Linked DNA regions of Homo sapiens: all the other regions are linked to region 4. A link is a contact called in ENCODE Hi-C or POLR2A ChIA-PET data. All regions are on one chromosome and are shown on one strand. Each heading gives the region's core, a stretch centred on a gene start or an enhancer-like site at or near the end of the contact. The rest is flanking DNA. Distances are from core to core; before and after follow the strand shown.

Region 1 (2,700 bases), core at 106-2,605, 850 kb before region 4:
GGAAGTTAAAAAGAAGTGGAGGGAGGAATGTTTCCTTGGTGCTCCACAGGGTTGGTTCTAGAATGATTTTCCTATATGTTTTATACTTTAGTAAAAGTATAAAGTCAATAGTTGGTTACCCCTCTCCCCAAGCCTTTGTTACAAGAAAAGTAGGTCAAGGGTGTAGACAAGGTTATGGACAGGAGATAGCTGGGGTAGGCACAGAAGCCTTGGAGAAAGAACCAGCTACCACTATTTCCTGTCTGTAGGGAAAATCAAAAAGTCACTTTTAGAACAACAGTCATGGGTTATTACTATACCCTTTATCTTTTGTATCCATTTTGTGTATACTCAGTCTCTGCATCCATGAGACCATGGAATGTGCTAGTCCCTGATATTGCCAGCTTTAAATGATTGAGGCAATTTCCTGTTGCTTATTGTGGGTAACAATCTAGCCAAAAATCTCAGCATCTCACTTTCTCTGCAGGCTCCTTTTCTAATCAGGAGCTATCAGTCTCCCACACCTGTATTAAATGCATTCAGATAAGAGTTACAGAATTTTCTTTGCCCCCAGCCCCACTAATTCCATGGTAAGATGGAGTGCTACTAAGAGAACCCCTTTACTGTTGGTCTATTTCCAGTTCCCCTAAGAGTTGAATGGAGAAACACGTAGACTTAATAACATTGGCAGACTAGGAAGGGGAAGAAGTTAGGTCGGTTTTAGGAAAAACACCAAGATGTTGGGGGGCACGTTGGCCTTCAGTCAGTGGAAAGAGTGGCATTATACATCCAATGGAAGTAATACATTGGCCAATTGGAAAGGAACCTAAGAAGTGCTGGCAGTATAGAATGGGATGGTGCTGTTATGGGCCATTGAGAAGGAAGACATTGTGTCTCATGGACCAATGGGGAGAACATTTCCTACAAGACAGCAGGTAGGAGCTCATATTTTCAGGATAGGAAATCAATGGGGGTATTGGAGACACTAAATAGCTCAAAACATCCACTCTCTAGGTACCTTGCCCCTCACCCCCTTACCCCGTAAATGTCTTTGGTATCCGAGGAGAGCAAGCTAAAGCCCTCTCATATATACGACTCCCTGAAGGAAGATTGAGACCAGGGATGATGCCATGGGGAAGCTGAAGGACCCGCCCACTTCCCTACCCCGGCCGGACCTGCAATTCCCCTCCAGACCGCAGGGGGCACTGCAGGCCCCGGGGAGATTGGGGCGGAGCGCTGCGAGGGGCCAGGAGCTGTCGCCCCGCTCCAGAGCGCGGGGGGCGCTGTGCGGGGCCCAGGCTGCGGCTCCGCTCCCGGCCACGGGGGGCGCTGCGCTGCGCCGGTGGTTGGTGGTGGCTGTTGGGGGGGGTGGGGGGGAACGGCGGCCGCGGGTGGTGCGGAGGGAGGCCTTGCGGGCGGATCGGGCGCTTGGCGGCGGAGGTGGTGGGAGGCGGCGGGCGGGAGCGCGGGTCAGGCCGGCCCCGGCGATGGCGGACGCGGCGGCCTCCCCGGTGGGCAAGCGGCTGCTGCTGCTGTTCGCGGACACTGCGGCCTCAGCCTCGGCCTCGGCTCCCGCGGCGGCAGCGGCGAGCGGAGATCCGGGGCCTGCGCTGCGCACTCGAGCCTGGCGGGCCGGCACGGTGCGGGCCATGAGCGGGGCGGTGCCCCAGGACCTAGCGGTGAGTGGCGGCCGAGTCGGGCACTCGAGGCCGGGGCTGCGGGGCCTGCGGGCGGCCTCCCCGGGGGCCTTTGTGAGGGGGCGGTGGGATGGGGGTGACCCATTTCCGTGCCCCCGGGTCTCCTTAGCGCCCCCCGCCGGCACCTCCGCACCCCGAGCGCTTGCCGGCATGGCTTCCGCGTCGGGGTGTGCGCCCCGGTTTCCCCCGGGGGGCGGCCAGGGCGTCCGGAGCTGCTGCTTGCAGCCAGCAGGCCCCGCCTCCTGGGCGACCCTTTTCTCGGCGTTCCCCCCAACACGCCTTCGGAGCAGGCTCTCGAATCTTGAGCTCCCGGGAGCCTCAGAGTTCGGCCAGTGTTGCCGCTGCCCTCTCGAAGACGCGGACCTGTGGTCCCCAGCCTCTCCCAGGAGACCTGCGCCCTGTTCCTTTTCTCCCAGAGCCCCAAGTGGGGCGGGAATGTGGGCAGTTATGGGAGGCACGGAGGCTGCAGTTGGAGCTGGTCGGGGCTTTTTTATCTGGCAGTTACTTCCTCATCTGAGCTGGGCTCGGCCTGGCGGTCTCCAGAAAGGCCAGCTCTCGGCACTGTCTCGAGCTCTCCTCTCCTTTCCTTAACGCTTCTGGGTGACAGGAGCTGCAGTTGTGGCTGTTTTTGTTAAGTTTGAGATCTTTCTTAGTGGCCGAACGGGGCTGCTGGGTAGTGCTTTTTGCTCCCAGCTCAGCTACTCCCCCAACCTTGGGAGAGGTTTTGTTTTGAAACTTTGTGTTTGGGCTTGGCCCTTTTTGAATGCCTTGGTGTGTTTTGTGATTAAAGTTGTTCAGTCATACAACTTAACTAGCATTCGGGATCATGATGTGTTATTCTCGTTAATGTGGCGGTAAAATATAGTGTTTGAGTTTTGGCAAGCCACTTTATTTCCTCATTTTGATAGGGGCCCTAGCTTCTCTGGTGAGATAAGGCTATGAAAAATGGTGTGTGTGCGTGTTGGGGCAGGGGGTGGTCTTTTGGAATGTAATAGATCAGCAAGCAGAAAGTAAATTTTCTTGA
Region 2 (2,700 bases), core at 200-2,699, 730 kb before region 4:
CTCGCCTTGGCCAGGCTCGGGGTGAGGAGTGTTATCCCGGAGTCTGGGCGCCTCGGCAGTGACGGCTCCCCAGGGACTGCAGGGGGAGCCCGGGCTGCAGCGCCTGCTCAGTTCGTGCTCACTGCGTCGAAGGCTCCCCCGGCCTGGCTCCGCGCCCAGCGCCGCATCCGGGAGGAGGAGCGAGGAGGCGGCGGAAGAGCCCGCGCGGCCGGAGTCCGGGGCTGGGAGTGGAGAGGGAACCTCCAGGGGGCAGCACCGAGCCGCCAAGCCGGTCCTCTCTTCGCGCCCAGCCCGGGGTCCCCAGACAGCCCATAGGGAAGCCCCTCTTTCGGATTCCCGCAGTGTGGGCCGGCCCTCCACCTGGACTGGATAAAGGGGGGAAAGTGACCCCTCACCACAAGGACCATTATCTCCTGGTGAGAACAAGAATCAGGCCTCTCTTGGGGCAATCAGCTTCCCCACTTCGGTCCCCCAAAGGTGGGCTCTTTGCCGGCGGGGACTAGGGAACAGCCTTTCGGTTCCGGGGGAGCACAGGGGACCCCAGGCACCAGCAGCCCCATCCCACCGACAGGTGGCAGAGGCAAGGCAGCTCACTGCTATACAGTGTCCCAAGAACCAAGTGGCCGTGACTTCCTATCCTCAATTTCCCAGCGACACCCGGAAAGACACCGTGCCATAGATCGAGGCCCGGGGTCAAGGCCCCGCCTCTCCTGGGCGGCCCCTGCCCAGGCGGGCCCAGCCGCTCCTCCCCCGCACTCCCGGTTCGCTCTCACGGTCCCTGAGGTGGGCGGGCGGGCCCTGGATGACAGCGATAGAACCCCGGCCCGACTCGCCCTCGCCCCCGCTCTGGGTCTGGGCTTCCCCAGCCTAGTTCACGCCTAGGAGCCGCCTGAGCAGCCGCGCGCCCAGCGCCACACGCCACGAGCCCTCCCCGCCTGGGCGTCCCCGGATCCCGCGAGCGCTCGGGCTCCCGGCTTGGAACCAGGGAGGAGGGAGGGAGCGAGGGAGCAACCAGCTGCGACCCGGAAATGCCATATAAGGAGCAGGAAGGATCCCCCGCCGGAACAACCCTTATTTGGGCAGCACCTTATTTGGAGTGGCCCGATATGGCCCGGCCGCTTCCGGCTCTGGGAGGAGGGAAGAAGGCGGAGGGAGGGGCAACGCGGGAACTCCGGAGCTGCGCGGGTCCCGGAGGCCCCGGCGGCGGCTAGAGCTCTAGGCTTCCCCGAAGCCTGGGCGCCTGGGATGCGGGCGCGGGCGCGGGCCCTAGGGTGCAGGATGGAGGTGCCGGGCGCTGTCGGATGGGGGGCTTCACGTCACTCCGGGTCCTCCCGGCCGGTCCTGCCATATTAGGGCTTCCTGCTTCCCATATATGGCCATGTACGTCACGACGGAGGCGGACCCGTGCCGTTCCAGACCCTTCAAATAGAGGCGGATCCGGGGAGTCGCGAGAGATCCCAGCGCGCAGAACTTGGGGAGCCGCCGCCGCCATCCGCCGCCGCAGCCAGCTTCCGCCGCCGCAGGACCGGCCCCTGCCCCAGCCTCCGCAGCCGCGGCGCGTCCACGCCCGCCCGCGCCCAGGGCGAGTCGGGGTCGCCGCCTGCACGCTTCTCAGTGTTCCCCGCGCCCCGCATGTAACCCGGCCAGGCCCCCGCAACTGTGTCCCCTGCAGCTCCAGCCCCGGGCTGCACCCCCCCGCCCCGACACCAGCTCTCCAGCCTGCTCGTCCAGGATGGCCGCGGCCAAGGCCGAGATGCAGCTGATGTCCCCGCTGCAGATCTCTGACCCGTTCGGATCCTTTCCTCACTCGCCCACCATGGACAACTACCCTAAGCTGGAGGAGATGATGCTGCTGAGCAACGGGGCTCCCCAGTTCCTCGGCGCCGCCGGGGCCCCAGAGGGCAGCGGCAGCAACAGCAGCAGCAGCAGCAGCGGGGGCGGTGGAGGCGGCGGGGGCGGCAGCAACAGCAGCAGCAGCAGCAGCACCTTCAACCCTCAGGCGGACACGGGCGAGCAGCCCTACGAGCACCTGACCGCAGGTAAGCAGTGGCCTACGCCGAGGGGGAACCCTTTCGCCACCATCCTGGCGTCCTGTCCTTCACCGCAGGAGTGCTCCTGGATCTTAGAATGAGAGCCGGGTTTCCCTTTCATTCCTCGCATCCCCAGAGTCATGTGTTAGAGGGATGCCAAGGAACCCCACACAGCCCACCCCCTGCCCTCATCCCTAGCGGAGCGCAGAGGACCGAGCTTTTGTTTTGGATGGAGAGCTCTGGAGCTGCGTGGGTGGGTGGAGGGGGAGGGCTTGTTTTGATGAGCGGGGCTGCGCCCCCCACCTCCAGTAAGACTTGCCTTGCCTTGCTTGCCGCCTGTCCCCAAGGAAGGACCGTGATCCTTGGCCGTGGATGTCCCGGCAGCCCGGGTTTGGGGGCGCGCACTAGCCGCGGCCATGGGGGTGCTGGCGGGAATCCCTCGCCCGCACAGCCGCCGCTGCGGAGCGCTGCGAGCTGCAGTGGAGGGGGATTCTCCGTATTTGCGTCAGCTGTTGTTGAAATGGGCTCTGCCACTGGTGCGGGTCCAGGAACATTGCAATGTGCTGCTATCAATTATTAACTACCTCGGGAGTCAATGGTAGCCGGCCCGGTCTCTTGCCTGGCAGCTCGGGTCGTCCTCGTCCTCCAGTGATTGCTTTCCAGTAACCAG
Region 3 (2,700 bases), core at 201-2,700, 870 kb before region 4:
ATCAGAATTCAAAGTACAACTGCAATAACACTAATATTAATACTAATAAAGTGACCGACTCGTAATGCAGCGGTTTTCAAAGACTTTTCCCAGTTATCACATCATTTGATTCTCACAAGATCCTAGTAAGATAGGAAGCGATTATTATTTCTTTGTCTTTTCTTTTCTTTTTGAGATAGAGTCTCACTCTGTTTCCCAGGCTGAAGTGCAGTGAGGCGATCTTGGCTAACTGCAGCCTCCACCTCCCGGGCTCAAGCAATCCTCCCACCTCAGCCTCCCGAGTTGCTGGGACTATAGGTGCACACCACCACACTCAGCTAACTTTTAATATTTTTTGTAGAGACGGCGTCTTGCCATGTTGCCCAGGCTGGTCTTGAACTCCTAGACTCAGGCGATCCGCCCTCCTTGGCCTCCCAAAGTGCGGAGATTACAGGCATGAGCCACCTCGCCTGGCTGAGATTATTTCTTGTCACAGAAAAGAAGGTGAGACTCAAAAGGGTTACACAGTCAAGGGCAGAGTTGAGACTTAAAGCCTGACCTTTGAGCCGGGATAATTGAAAACAAACCAACAAACAAACCCAACTGTTTGGAAATAGCAAAGGCAATACAGTGTAAAAATAAAAGTATATTTACCCAGACAAAATGCTTAGGTTTGCAGAATCACCAAGAAATTTGCCCACTGGAGTTCTAGGGACATCTGGACAGACGGTAAAGGAAGTGTCTCTCTCCAGGAGCAGGTTTAACATTTTCCTTTGATTAGACCTAAAACTGGGTCCTGAGCCAGAGCTTCCTTCCTCTCTTGTGGATGAGAAGAGTTCCGTAGACATGGTCTTCGAATTCTCACCAGGAGAAAAACAAAACCTAGCTAGGAGGAAAACGTCATCTAAATCGGTACATCACAGTTCCCTCAGCTTTCCTAAACTCCTCCACCCTTTCCAGCCAGGCGAATCAACACTGGAAGAGGGGCAACCCCGAAGGGTGATTCACAGCCTGGCTTAAGGTTAGAACCTGAATTCACCGACGAGAGGCAACCTTAGGACCTTAAAGATGGAATGAAGAGAGGATTTTGACTTGTTCCACGCCACACAGCTCGAGACTCCTGACTAGAAAGAACCCGGGTCTCGTAACTCGCGATAGTCCCCATTCGGCCCTCCCAACCTCTGTCTGTGGGGGCCCGACTGGACCCTAAGGGGGACAATGGGGTCTCCGTGATTCCGTGGCGGAGACGGCTGCGGACTTACCTCAAGCCTGGAGTCTGAGGCTTGCCTACAAGAGGAGAGAAAGTAGATAGGGATCGGACACAGGCGAAGACTTGAGCAGAATGAAAGGAAATCTAGGGGAAAGGAGGTAGTTAACTAGATTGCAGCTCTGCCTTCCGACTGGGTAGGCCAACGTCGGACTCAGAGTCTTCCCTGAGCAGAAGGCCAAAGTTACGGCCTCTGAGCAAGAATATCAACAGCCGCAGGCGTTGACCATTCAAACCTTCCGCCAGCCCAGTAACCTATCCCCGCTCGCCTCTAAGCTGCGTCAGCCAATCTCCGCGCGCGCGCCCAGGGCCTCATGGCCTATCGTTGGGCTCGCAGATCACCTGGGGGCGTGTGCTTGCTCTGGAAATGGTAAGACTTGCCCCGCCCCATAGCCAGAGCAGGATAGTGTTTGGCCCACCAGCGTTAGGCAGGCTGCGGGGTAAGCTCCGCCTCACGGGGAGCCTGGCGCATCATTGGCTCTCCCTCTCACCAATCTCCACACCCTTTCTGTTTTCCTCGTTCCCTCAGCCCCACGAACCCCGGGAGATTTAAACCGCGCCTTACTAGTGATGTCCATTCACTAGGGTAATACTAGGAGAGATTATTTTGGGTGGAGGGTGTTGTAAGCGTTTCATTTTCTTCGCTTCTTTCTCGTGCCGTTTTCGCGGACGTTTTCTTCTAAGTTTTGCTGGCCTTCCACGGGAGATGGAGCGTTTGCTGCCGGCGTGGCAAGTGTTGGGGCGAGACGGGTGTGTGTGTTTATGCTGAGAGGCATTAGCCCCTTCCAAGAGCTTTGTTTGGTGTTTCTTTTAGTGTGCAGCATCTCAGAGACTCTAGCTCACGTGGGTAAAAAGAAATTCCGTTGCAGGGAAAGTGGAGGAATTAAATCATCTTGGTATAATCCTTATCGCAATCCAGAGGACCTCAAAGATTGGTTATTAATGAAAATTTGAACATTGACGAGGTGATATTTATAAATTATTGGCCGGACGCGTTGGCCCACACCTGTAATCCCAGCACTTTGGGAGGCCGAGGCGGGCAGATTACATGAGGTCAGGGGTTCAAAACCAGCCTGGCCAACATGATGAAACCCCGTCTCTACTAAAAATACAAAATTTAGCCGGTTGTGGTGGCACACACCTGTAATCCCAGCTACTTGGGAGGCTGAGGCATGAGAACTGCTTGAACTCGGGAGACAGAGGTTGCGCCACTGCACTCCAGCCTGGGCATTAGAGTGAAACAAACAAAAAGACATTCCTAATGTTAGGGATTTGCTTTTAAATAATCCTGTGCTGGGGGAAGGTATTGATGATACAAGATTGACCCTGACTGTTGAGTGATGGGGGCAGGAGGGTCCATCATATCTGTGCTTCTCAAGGTTTAATTTGCACACTAACCACCTGAGGACCTGCTAAATGCAGATTCTGATTCGGGATGTCTGGGTTGCGGTTGC
Region 4 (2,700 bases), core at 63-2,562:
GTCAGGAGTTCGAGACCAGCCTGATCAACATGGAGAAACCCTGTCTCTATTAAAAATAGAAAATTAGCCGGGCACGATGGCGCATGCCTGTAATCCCTGCTAATCGGGAAGGTGAGGCAGGAGAATCGCTTGAACCTGGGAGGCGGAGGTTGCTGTGAGTCGAGATGGCACCATTGCACTCCAGCCTGAGAAACAAGAGCGAAACTCCGCCTCAAAAAAAAAAAAAAAAAAAAAAAACTGTTTATAAACACATCACTTTCTTCTCTTAGCAAATATGTAAGTTTCATTCTCCTCCTGTCTACTTAGTTTGGGTTAACTTAACCCCCGCCCCATCTCTCAGATCATGTTTTTATTTAGGTTTATTGAGGTGGGAAAGCCAACTGAACTTTAAACGAAGCCAGGCATTTAAGAATATTAGAAAACTGATCTTACATATATAGGTAGTCAAATATTTTTAAAAGACATCAAATGGCATTCTAATTCCTCCGGTGCAAAGAAAGCCCCAGCCTCACACGTGTTAGCATTTCCTGATTCCTGGCTTTTCCCACTCAGAGCCCCATTCCAGGGGCTCATATGTCAAGTCATTCTCTCCTGACTTCTGAAGCAGGGATTTTCAAAGCCAGGATTCCGGGACCACCTGAATGAGAACCCCCTGGGGTACAGCTGCCCACGCACCATCTTATCGGAAATCCCAGGGAATGGAGCCCAAGGCTTATGCACAAAGCCCCTAGACGATCCGAGAGATAACACTAACCAGTCTGTAACCTCTAAAGGCAAATTTTCCAGGACAAAGAAAAACAAGCAATAAGAGAGTGACAATAATTCCACATGGGAAGAGACACACGGGTCTCGGAGATCAACACCAAACCACCCCTTCTTCGGACAGATACGGAAACTTAGGCTGGGAGAATGAAACAGGCAAGGGCACTAAAAACAGGTGCGGAGCCAAAGCCAATCTCAAATTTCCACGGCCCCATCTCCTGCCAATAAAGAGGTGAATGGAGACATTCTGAGTGGGAAAGATAAGAAAGGTAGGCCTTCGGCAGGGAGCCCCGGGCCCACTTGGACGTCCCGCTTTGGAGACACTAGTGAGGATGTGTGGGTCCCCAGAACACTGCTGGGAAGGCGCCGAGGCCGCCGGCAGGAGGAGGCCCAGGAAGCGCCCTGAGCCCCCCGCCCAGCTCCAGGGCCGGGCGGCCCTCACCGCCCCTACCTTCGGCCTCCGGCAGCCGAGTGGCAGACACAACTCCCACAATTCCAGGCGGCCGCGGCGGCGACCAGCTCCCCCTGCGCAAACGCGGCGGCGACCGTCTGAGCCGGTGAGCTGGCAGCTGTCACGCCGCTCGCGGCCTCGCCCAATCGCGGGCCGCCAGACCAGCGCGCGGCGCCCCCCGCCCCGCACCGAGGTGGGAGCCCCGCCCCTAGCCCCGCCCTCTGCAGACTCTTGCACGAGCTGCCCCCGTGCCCCTCCCCTTGGGGGGAGGGAGGGCTGAAGAGATAGCTTCACGCCTGCTTTTGCTTCCAGGCTGGAACTGCGAAGTTTCCTGTCTGATTTTCCAACAATGTAATTTCTTTCTAGCGGAAGGACCCTCAGAAAGCAATCAGAGGGGTGCGGAGTAAAAATAAATCAAGTTCTTGTGACTCAGTTTGGGACAGAAGCCGAGAGTCTCCAGCAATAAAATTTCTCGCAAATTCATGCAAAATAGGACACCTTTAAGCCACTCACTTTATATACTTGTGTAGATTTTTTACAAGGACCAGTTATTTTAAAAATAGCATCAGGTGGCCGGGCGCGGTGGCTCACACCTGTAATCCCAGCACTTTGGGAGGCCCAGGCAGGCAGATCACTTGAGGCCAGGAGTTCAAGACCAGCCTGACCAACATGGTGAAACCCCCGTCTCTACTAAATATACAAAAATTAGCCAGGCGTGGTGGCGAGCGCCTGTAATCCCAGCTACTTGGGAGGCTGAGGCAGGAGAATCGCTTGAACCCACCAGGCAGAGGTTGCAGTGAGCTAAAATCGTGCCACTACACTCCAGCCTGGGTGACAGAGTGAAACTCTGTCTCAAAATCTAATAAAATAAAATAAAGGTCACTTGCGATTCTGATTTTTTTTTAAGACAGAATCTGTGTCCCCCAGGCTGGAGTGCAGTGGCAGGATCTTGGCTTATCACAGCCTTGACCTCCCAGGCTCAAGGGATCCTCCCCCTCAGCCTCCATCCAGTAGCTGGGACCACAGGCGCGTGCCACCGTTGCCAGGCTAATTTTTTTTTTTTTTTTTTTTTTACAGACAGGGTCTCGCTATGTTGCCCAGGCTGGTGTCAACGCAGTTGTAATTCTGCTGTACCAGTGAATATCATGCTTTCTGTACCAGGTGCTGCATATATATTTTATTTACTTATAACGTCCTCTGAGCAGAATGGTCATCCCCTTTTTATAAATGGAGAAGCTGACGCTCAAAGAGGCTAAAGGAGTTATACAAAGTCATACAGTCAGGAAGTGGTAGAACTGGGAGTTAAAGCTAGATTTAAGTGTCTCCAATGTCCTGTTCTCTTTCCACTATTCCACTTTTAGACCTTCCCCTTGCCTAGACATGCTTAACCTGATGAATAAAAATGACTGCCCCCTCCTGCCCTCAGATCCCCCACATAGTGATTCCTGGTCATTCATGAGTGGAGAAAACAGTAATCCAGACAGTTA
Region 5 (2,700 bases), core at 134-2,633, 590 kb before region 4:
AGGGGAAGTGGTGTTCCCTGTAGTCATGAGGACATGACATGAGCTTCTCATTCACACAGTAAGAGTCAATAAGCACCTGGTGGAAGCCACTGGCTCGAAACATCCACGGGCCTGATGCTACTCCGATATAGGGAGGGTAAGCAGGGGCAGCCAGAAAATGGGGTTGTGAGCATGGGGAGAGAGTGAGGGGCAGACTCGTGATGAGGTGCTGGCTGTGACTCTTCAGGCCTCGATCTCAGATTCTGGCTCCTCTTTTTACGCATCTTGTCCGCCTTCATTCCCACTGCCAACCATTTGGCCCTGCGTTCTACTCCTAATTCTCCAGAGAGAATTTGACGCCCTCCCCTCACCAGGTTGCCCTGGTTCAGAGCTTGAACTCTCATTATAGGGTACATGGTTTGCATAGGATATAAACAGTAGCTCAAATTTTTGAGGGACTCCTATGCGCCAGGTACAGTGCTAGGTACATATCTCACTAATATAACCCTCCAAACAACCCTACTGCAGTAGCTTCTAATATTTTCCCTATTGTGTAGATAAGCAAACTGAGAGGCTAGATAACCATCAAGTGGTAGAGCTAGGATTTGAATCCAGGCCCACTGGCTTCAGAGCCAGAGCTTGTAAGCAGCTTCCTTACTGCTTCCGAGGTAGGACTGTGAGTGAAGCTGTACCTCTAAGCAAGTGAGTGCTCTCTTAGGAGCTGTGAATGGGTATGGTATGAAAAGGGCTCTGTTGCCATTTCAGGTTGATAAACACTGAGGGAAGGGGTACATGGCTCCTTGACATGTTCCAGTAGAGAAACTTTCTCCCTTTGTTGACTCTGGAGTTTCTTTCCCAACATTACCTAAGCAGAGAACTCATTTTTATTTTTTGCAACATGCCTACTAATCTACAATGGACTACAGGACTGCTGGTTTGGGAAATGCTCTCCTAGACTTACCCTCCACCCCACACCACTCAGCACCAGGGCAGCTAGGACTTCTGCAGAGCACCAAGTGTTTGGTGGCCAGTCAGCTCAGATGGCAACCACAGGCTGGTAATTAACCAGGGTCAGGCAGCAGCTGCCGTCCCCGGGCTGATGAAGAAGCCATCCAATAGAGTTGGGTGGTTTATTTCTTGCTTTCATTTCCCTCTGTCACTGCTCTTGTCTAGACCCTTTACAGATCAAGTCTGCACTGTCACAACAGTTTCCTGACAAGTGTCCCTGCCAGCTGGTTCTTCCCTCCAGTCCACCCTACACACCTGGCCAGATCTGTCTTCCTAACATGAGGCTTGGAGCTTGCCACTCTCCTGTCCCAAATGCATCAATTCAGCTTTCAGGACTGTCTTGGTTCCTTTTTCCCCCTGCACACCCTATACTGTGGATGCAGCTGAATCATTTCAGGCCCCTCTGTGCTCTGCACATTCTGCTTCCTCTGGCCAGTGCTTGAAGAGCTCCTTCCTGCCTCAGGAAGGGAGGGAGTTTCTTTCCCAACATTATCTAAGCAAAGAACTCCTTTTTATTTTTTGCAACATTCCCACTAATCTACAATGGACTACAGGACTGCTGGTTTGGGAAATGCTCTCCTGTCACAGTCCTGTGTTCTCACTCAGTCACTTACCTATTCAATAAGCATTTATTTTGTGCCTATGTGCCAGGTCCTGGGCTAGAATAATACACACTCCTTAACCTAAAGAAACTAATAAAAACAGATACATCTACAATGGAGTGATGTGTATTATGATAGAGTGATACTCAGGGTTTCGCAGGCAGGGACACTATCTCTGCCTAGGTCACAAAAGGCAAGTCAGGGCAGGCTTCCTGGAGAAGGGGATGTTGAAGCTTAAAGGACGAAATGGTGTTAGGCATTTGAAGGCATATGGTATGCCAGGAACTGTCCAAAGATGTGTTGGGTACCTGGATCTTTGCAATAGGCTAAGCAGGCAGGTTCTCCCCAACCTCTCTGTCCTCAGGGAGAATCTCAGGCTAATTCTGCTGACCTGCAGAAGCCAGGTGAGGGGACAACACTTGTTGTCATCAGGAGGTGGGGTCTAGGGGCTGAAAGGTGGAAAGGGGGACAATGCCTCACATGCTCCCTGCATCCTGTGGTTCAGGGACCAATCCTCCTCCTCCCCAACTCCCAAGTCTCCTCTAAGAGATACAGACATTCAAGCAGTTTGGTTGCCAGGGGCAACCCTAGAAGGCAGCTTTATTCCAAAGGCAGGCACTGAAGCCCCTACCCGGGGGCCTCATAGCCTGGCTCTGATAGACAAGGGGTAGGTGGTTCAATTCGGCCAGTCCCCTTTGGGAGGTGACAGGACAGAGTCTGAGTAGCGCATGTGGAAGATAACCCTTCCAGCCACTCAGCAGGGCCCTGAGAAAAGAAAGGTGACCCACAAAACAGTAGATGGCATTTTAATCCACACGAATACTTAATATGAGTAACATAACCTTGTTTTTTCTGAGACGCAGCCTAATTTATTTCAGGCCTCAGGCTTAGTAACTAACCGCTGACAACCTGCAGGTCTGGTGCATGTGTGTGTAGGTCTGCAGTGTTAATGAGACTGTAGAGGTGGTGAATTTCTCTTGTTCACAATTTTCCTGCTCTGTTGAGGCTGTCCACCAGTAAGTTGCTCCTTTTCCTGAGCTAGGACTTGTGATCTGGGAATATGAAGACTACCTAGAAGGCAGAGGGTACAGGCTCCTCTTGAGAGAGCATG
Region 6 (2,700 bases), core at 184-2,683, 560 kb before region 4:
GGAGACGGTATTGGCACGGATGGGGATGCTGCTTCTCTACCTCCGTCCCCAGCTGTCTTCTGCCCCAGGAAGTGGATAGGAAATAGACGGACACATCCCCGCAGTCCACTGCTCAGGATGAGGAGGGCTGATTTTGCAGCTGTCAGTGGCAGTGATGAAAGAGGTGGAGGTGAGGGGAGGAGGGGGTGCTGTTTGATGGAGCAGTGCTGTCGGGGGAAGAGGACTAGCTCCCCTTCCTTCCATTCCCCCATTCTCTCAGCTCAGCACTTCCTGGAGGTAGCATTCTGGGAGGGAGCTGCTTTGAAAGCACAAAGAACTAGTGCTGGAAGGCTGAGGGGTGGGGAGGTGTGAGGAGGAGAAGATAAGTATTCAGGAGGGGGCAGACTGCCCCTCAAGCCCCACACACAGCCAGGCCTTCTCCACAGCCTAAGTATGTGATGTGTGTGTGTATGTGTGTGTGTCCACGCCTACATGTAGTGCGAGCATGGACTTGCAGCTATGAAGTGTTGACAGGGAGAGTGACTAGGGACAATGCAGAAGCTGTTCTCCACCGGGCAGATGGCTCCTCTCAGGTACTTGCTCGGGTCTTCCTCTCTCCACTCCTTCAGTTCTCTCTCCACTCCTTCTCCTTGTTTTGTCTTTCTCCTCCTCAGTTTCTCAGCATCCCCTTTGCTTTCCCCCTCCCTCTCTTCTAGCTGTCATTCAGATGCAGCAAGATGGATTTAAATCAGACTGAAGATCCAATGTGGACTCTATATGGCAAATAAATAAATTAATTAATTTAAAAAAATCAGACTAACGAATAAACTGGGAAAGGGCAGCTGCAGATGGTCCAGGAGAGAGAATCCTGTAGGTTATGGAATGTTAGAACTAAACACCAGAGGAGTCTGCGGGTCTCTTCTGCACCTGTACACAGGAAGCTGGAGGTCCTTTGGGAAACATGTCTCATTGGCTCTGGGGGCAGTTGCTGGGGAGAAGCAGCATCTCCCCTCTTGTGCTTCCCATGGCTGGCTGATCCCCCGACAACACACTCATAGCCCTGAGATAATTGACTGTCTCAGCCCTTTCTTTCTTAGGCTCAGAGGAAGAGCCTGGTCTTTCTACACAGACCATGACTTTTCTCATGAAGCTGGGGACATCTGCAGGCTGGATGGCCTCCAGAGCTCTAGGCATGTGCCCAGAGGCCAGGCTGCCAGGCCCAGGTATGACAGCCTAGGCGTCCTCTCAGGTCGACTGCGCTTTAGACATTCTCCTCCTTGGTCCCTGATCCCCCTTGAGGAAGTCCAGCTCTGATTCAGGCTGTGGCAGTATCGGGGGGCAGCCTAAAGTGAGGACCCTTCTGGTAGGGCCTGCTCCTGCAGCGGCTGTCTTTGGGCATTGTGATTAGAATCTACTTTAATCATTCTTTCTCCCCGCCCCCCACACTGGTTTCAGCCAAACCAGACAGAAGGGGGCGCTCCTGAGTCATCCGAGAAGAGGATTCTGGGCTGATGCCTTAGCCCTGGCTCAGGGAACATCGGAAATTTTGTCTGTTCATCCATCAATCTGAAGGTGACTGGTGCGGTCACCTCGTTCTCTTTCTTCCTTTGCTTTCTTTCTTAAGAGATAGCGTCGGCCTTTCTTAAGAGATAGGGGGTGGTGGCTCACGCCTGTAATCTCAGCACTTTGGGAGGCCAAGGCGGGTGGATCACTGGAGGTCAGGATTTCCAGACCAGCCTGGCCAACGTGGCGAAACCCCGTCTCTACTAAAAGTACAAAATTAGCCAGGCATGATGGCAGGCACCTATAATCCCAGCTACTTGGGATGCTGAGGCTGGATAATCGCTTGAACCTGGCGGGCGGAGGGTGCAGTGAGCTGAGATCACGCCACTTCACTCCAGCCTGGGCGAAAGAGTGAAACTCCATCCCCCCACACCATAAAAAAAAAAGGGATAGTGTCTCACTATGTCATCCAAGCTTGCAGTGGCACGATTATGGCTCACTGCAGCCTCAAACTCCTGGGCTCAAGCCATCCTCTCACCTTAGCCTCCCTAATAACTAGGATTACAAATACGCACCATTACACCTGGTTAATTTTTACATTTTTATTTGTAGAGGTGGGGTCTATGTTGCTTAAGTGGTCTCGAGCTCCTGGTCTTGAGCAATCCTCCTGCCTCAGCCTCCCAAAGTGCTGGGATTACAGGCGTAAGTCACGGCACCCAGCCCCACTCACCTGCAGACTGACAGATGGACAATTTTTTTCTAGCAGGACCAGACAGAGACTTGGAGGAAACACTTTTATGACTTGTCCAGAGACTCCCTGGGCTGGAAGGAATCTGGCCTCTGCCTCTGGGAGATCAGCAAGTGGGGCAAGTCTTTGTCTGGGGCCACGGCCAAGGCTGGCTGGGTCCTAGGCTGGGGACAGTGTAACCCCTGACCATTTGCCAGCCCCCAGTAGCTCACCCTGGTCTGACTGTCTTGGCAGAGCTGAATGTCCCAATTTTCTTCAGAACTTTTTCCCAGGTTAATCTGTGTTGCTATTGCCCATGACCTGCTCACCACCTTCTTCATCATGAAAAAAAAAATGGCTTTCTCTCTTTCTCCCAGATCTCACAGTCCTCTGTGACTCTTCCTGGCCCCATCAGATGGGGATGGGCTGAGCCTAGAGTACTGAGCTGGTCGGCAGGGTGCAGCACATTCCTTACCTGGAGCTGACACTGT

Evidence for each region. A loop is a pair of places that touch in the nucleus more often than their neighbours do. ChIA-PET counts read pairs that join two places held with the same protein, here RNA polymerase II (POLR2A). Pooled maps may share reads with other maps.
Region 1: a loop to region 4 is called in a map of CD4-positive, alpha-beta T cell, with 4 times the contacts of the local background. The contact joins the promoter of KDM3B here to the promoter of SIL1 in region 4. A Hi-C loop is called at or near these places in 1 of 168 maps with a recorded cell type or tissue (CD4-positive, alpha-beta T cell) and 7 of 50 pooled maps. POLR2A ChIA-PET finds 5 or more read pairs at or near these places in 1 of 52 experiments (activated B cell).
Region 2: a pooled map shows a loop between it and region 4 (18-fold over the local background). The contact joins the promoter of EGR1 here to the promoter of SIL1 in region 4. A Hi-C loop is called at or near these places in 2 of 37 single-sample maps with no recorded cell type and 13 of 50 pooled maps. POLR2A ChIA-PET finds 5 or more read pairs at or near these places in 1 of 52 experiments (naive thymus-derived CD4-positive, alpha-beta T cell).
Region 3: a map of naive thymus-derived CD4-positive, alpha-beta T cell shows a loop between it and region 4 (7-fold over the local background). The contact joins the promoter of CDC25C here to the promoter of SIL1 in region 4. A Hi-C loop is called at or near these places in 1 of 168 maps with a recorded cell type or tissue (naive thymus-derived CD4-positive, alpha-beta T cell), 1 of 37 single-sample maps with no recorded cell type and 10 of 50 pooled maps. POLR2A ChIA-PET finds 5 or more read pairs at or near these places in 2 of 52 experiments (CD4-positive, alpha-beta T cell and activated CD4-positive, alpha-beta T cell).
Region 5: a loop to region 4 is called in a map with no recorded cell type, with 2.8 times the contacts of the local background. The contact joins the enhancer-like site here to the promoter of SIL1 in region 4. A Hi-C loop is called at or near these places in 1 of 37 single-sample maps with no recorded cell type and 2 of 50 pooled maps. POLR2A ChIA-PET finds 5 or more read pairs at or near these places in 3 of 52 experiments (H1, WTC11 and endothelial cell of umbilical vein).
Region 6: a map of naive thymus-derived CD4-positive, alpha-beta T cell shows a loop between it and region 4 (2.0-fold over the local background). The contact joins the enhancer-like site here to the promoter of SIL1 in region 4. A Hi-C loop is called at or near these places in 3 of 168 maps with a recorded cell type or tissue (CD4-positive, alpha-beta memory T cell and naive thymus-derived CD4-positive, alpha-beta T cell), 1 of 37 single-sample maps with no recorded cell type and 12 of 50 pooled maps. POLR2A ChIA-PET finds 5 or more read pairs at or near these places in 6 of 52 experiments (HEK293T, MCF 10A, PC-9 and 3 more).

What each region holds. Positions count from the first base shown.
Region 1 is chr5:138,351,330-138,354,029 of GRCh38, forward strand. KDM3B (lysine demethylase 3B) reads left to right here and starts at 1,356. Exons shown (of 24, transcript NM_016604.4): 1 at 1,356-1,658. The coding sequence starts at 1,467. RefSeq lists silencers at 1,056-1,135, 1,156-1,395, 1,476-1,945 and an enhancer at 2,196-2,295.
Region 2 is chr5:138,464,030-138,466,729 of GRCh38, forward strand. It overlaps EGR1 (early growth response 1), which reads left to right and starts at 1,450. Exons shown (of 2, transcript NM_001964.3): 1 at 1,450-2,039. The coding sequence starts at 1,733. RefSeq lists silencers at 54-323, 644-1,043, 1,054-1,403, 1,494-1,703 and enhancers at 236-1,435, 508-1,348, 1,349-2,188.
Region 3 is chr5:138,330,354-138,333,053 of GRCh38, forward strand. It overlaps CDC25C (cell division cycle 25C), which reads right to left and starts at 1,451. Exons shown (of 14, transcript NM_001790.5): 1 at 1,242-1,451; 2 at 634-865. The coding sequence starts at 827. It overlaps LOC100128966 (a long non-coding RNA gene), which reads left to right and starts at 1,752. Exons shown (of 4, transcript NR_146628.1): 1 at 1,752-1,832. RefSeq lists enhancers at 609-1,562, 1,274-1,403, 1,414-1,463 and a silencer at 1,514-1,773.
Region 4 is chr5:139,197,056-139,199,755 of GRCh38, forward strand. It overlaps SIL1 (SIL1 nucleotide exchange factor), which reads right to left and starts at 1,313. Exons shown (of 10, transcript NM_022464.5): 1 at 1,214-1,313. RefSeq lists a silencer at 989-1,518.
Region 5 is chr5:138,604,373-138,607,072 of GRCh38, forward strand. No RefSeq gene overlaps it. Among named protein-coding and RNA genes, the nearest start is that of HSPA9, 30 kb to the left of the region's middle. Within about 2 kb of position 1,384, at least 2 of the 41 ENCODE cell types and tissues checked have a DNase peak (open chromatin) inside an H3K27ac peak, as active enhancers do.
Region 6 is chr5:138,640,563-138,643,262 of GRCh38, forward strand. No RefSeq gene overlaps it. Among named protein-coding and RNA genes, the nearest start is that of HSPA9, 67 kb to the left of the region's middle. RefSeq lists enhancers at 686-1,239, 1,240-1,793, 1,363-1,442, 1,453-1,532. Within about 2 kb of position 1,434, at least 3 of the 41 ENCODE cell types and tissues checked have a DNase peak (open chromatin) inside an H3K27ac peak, as active enhancers do.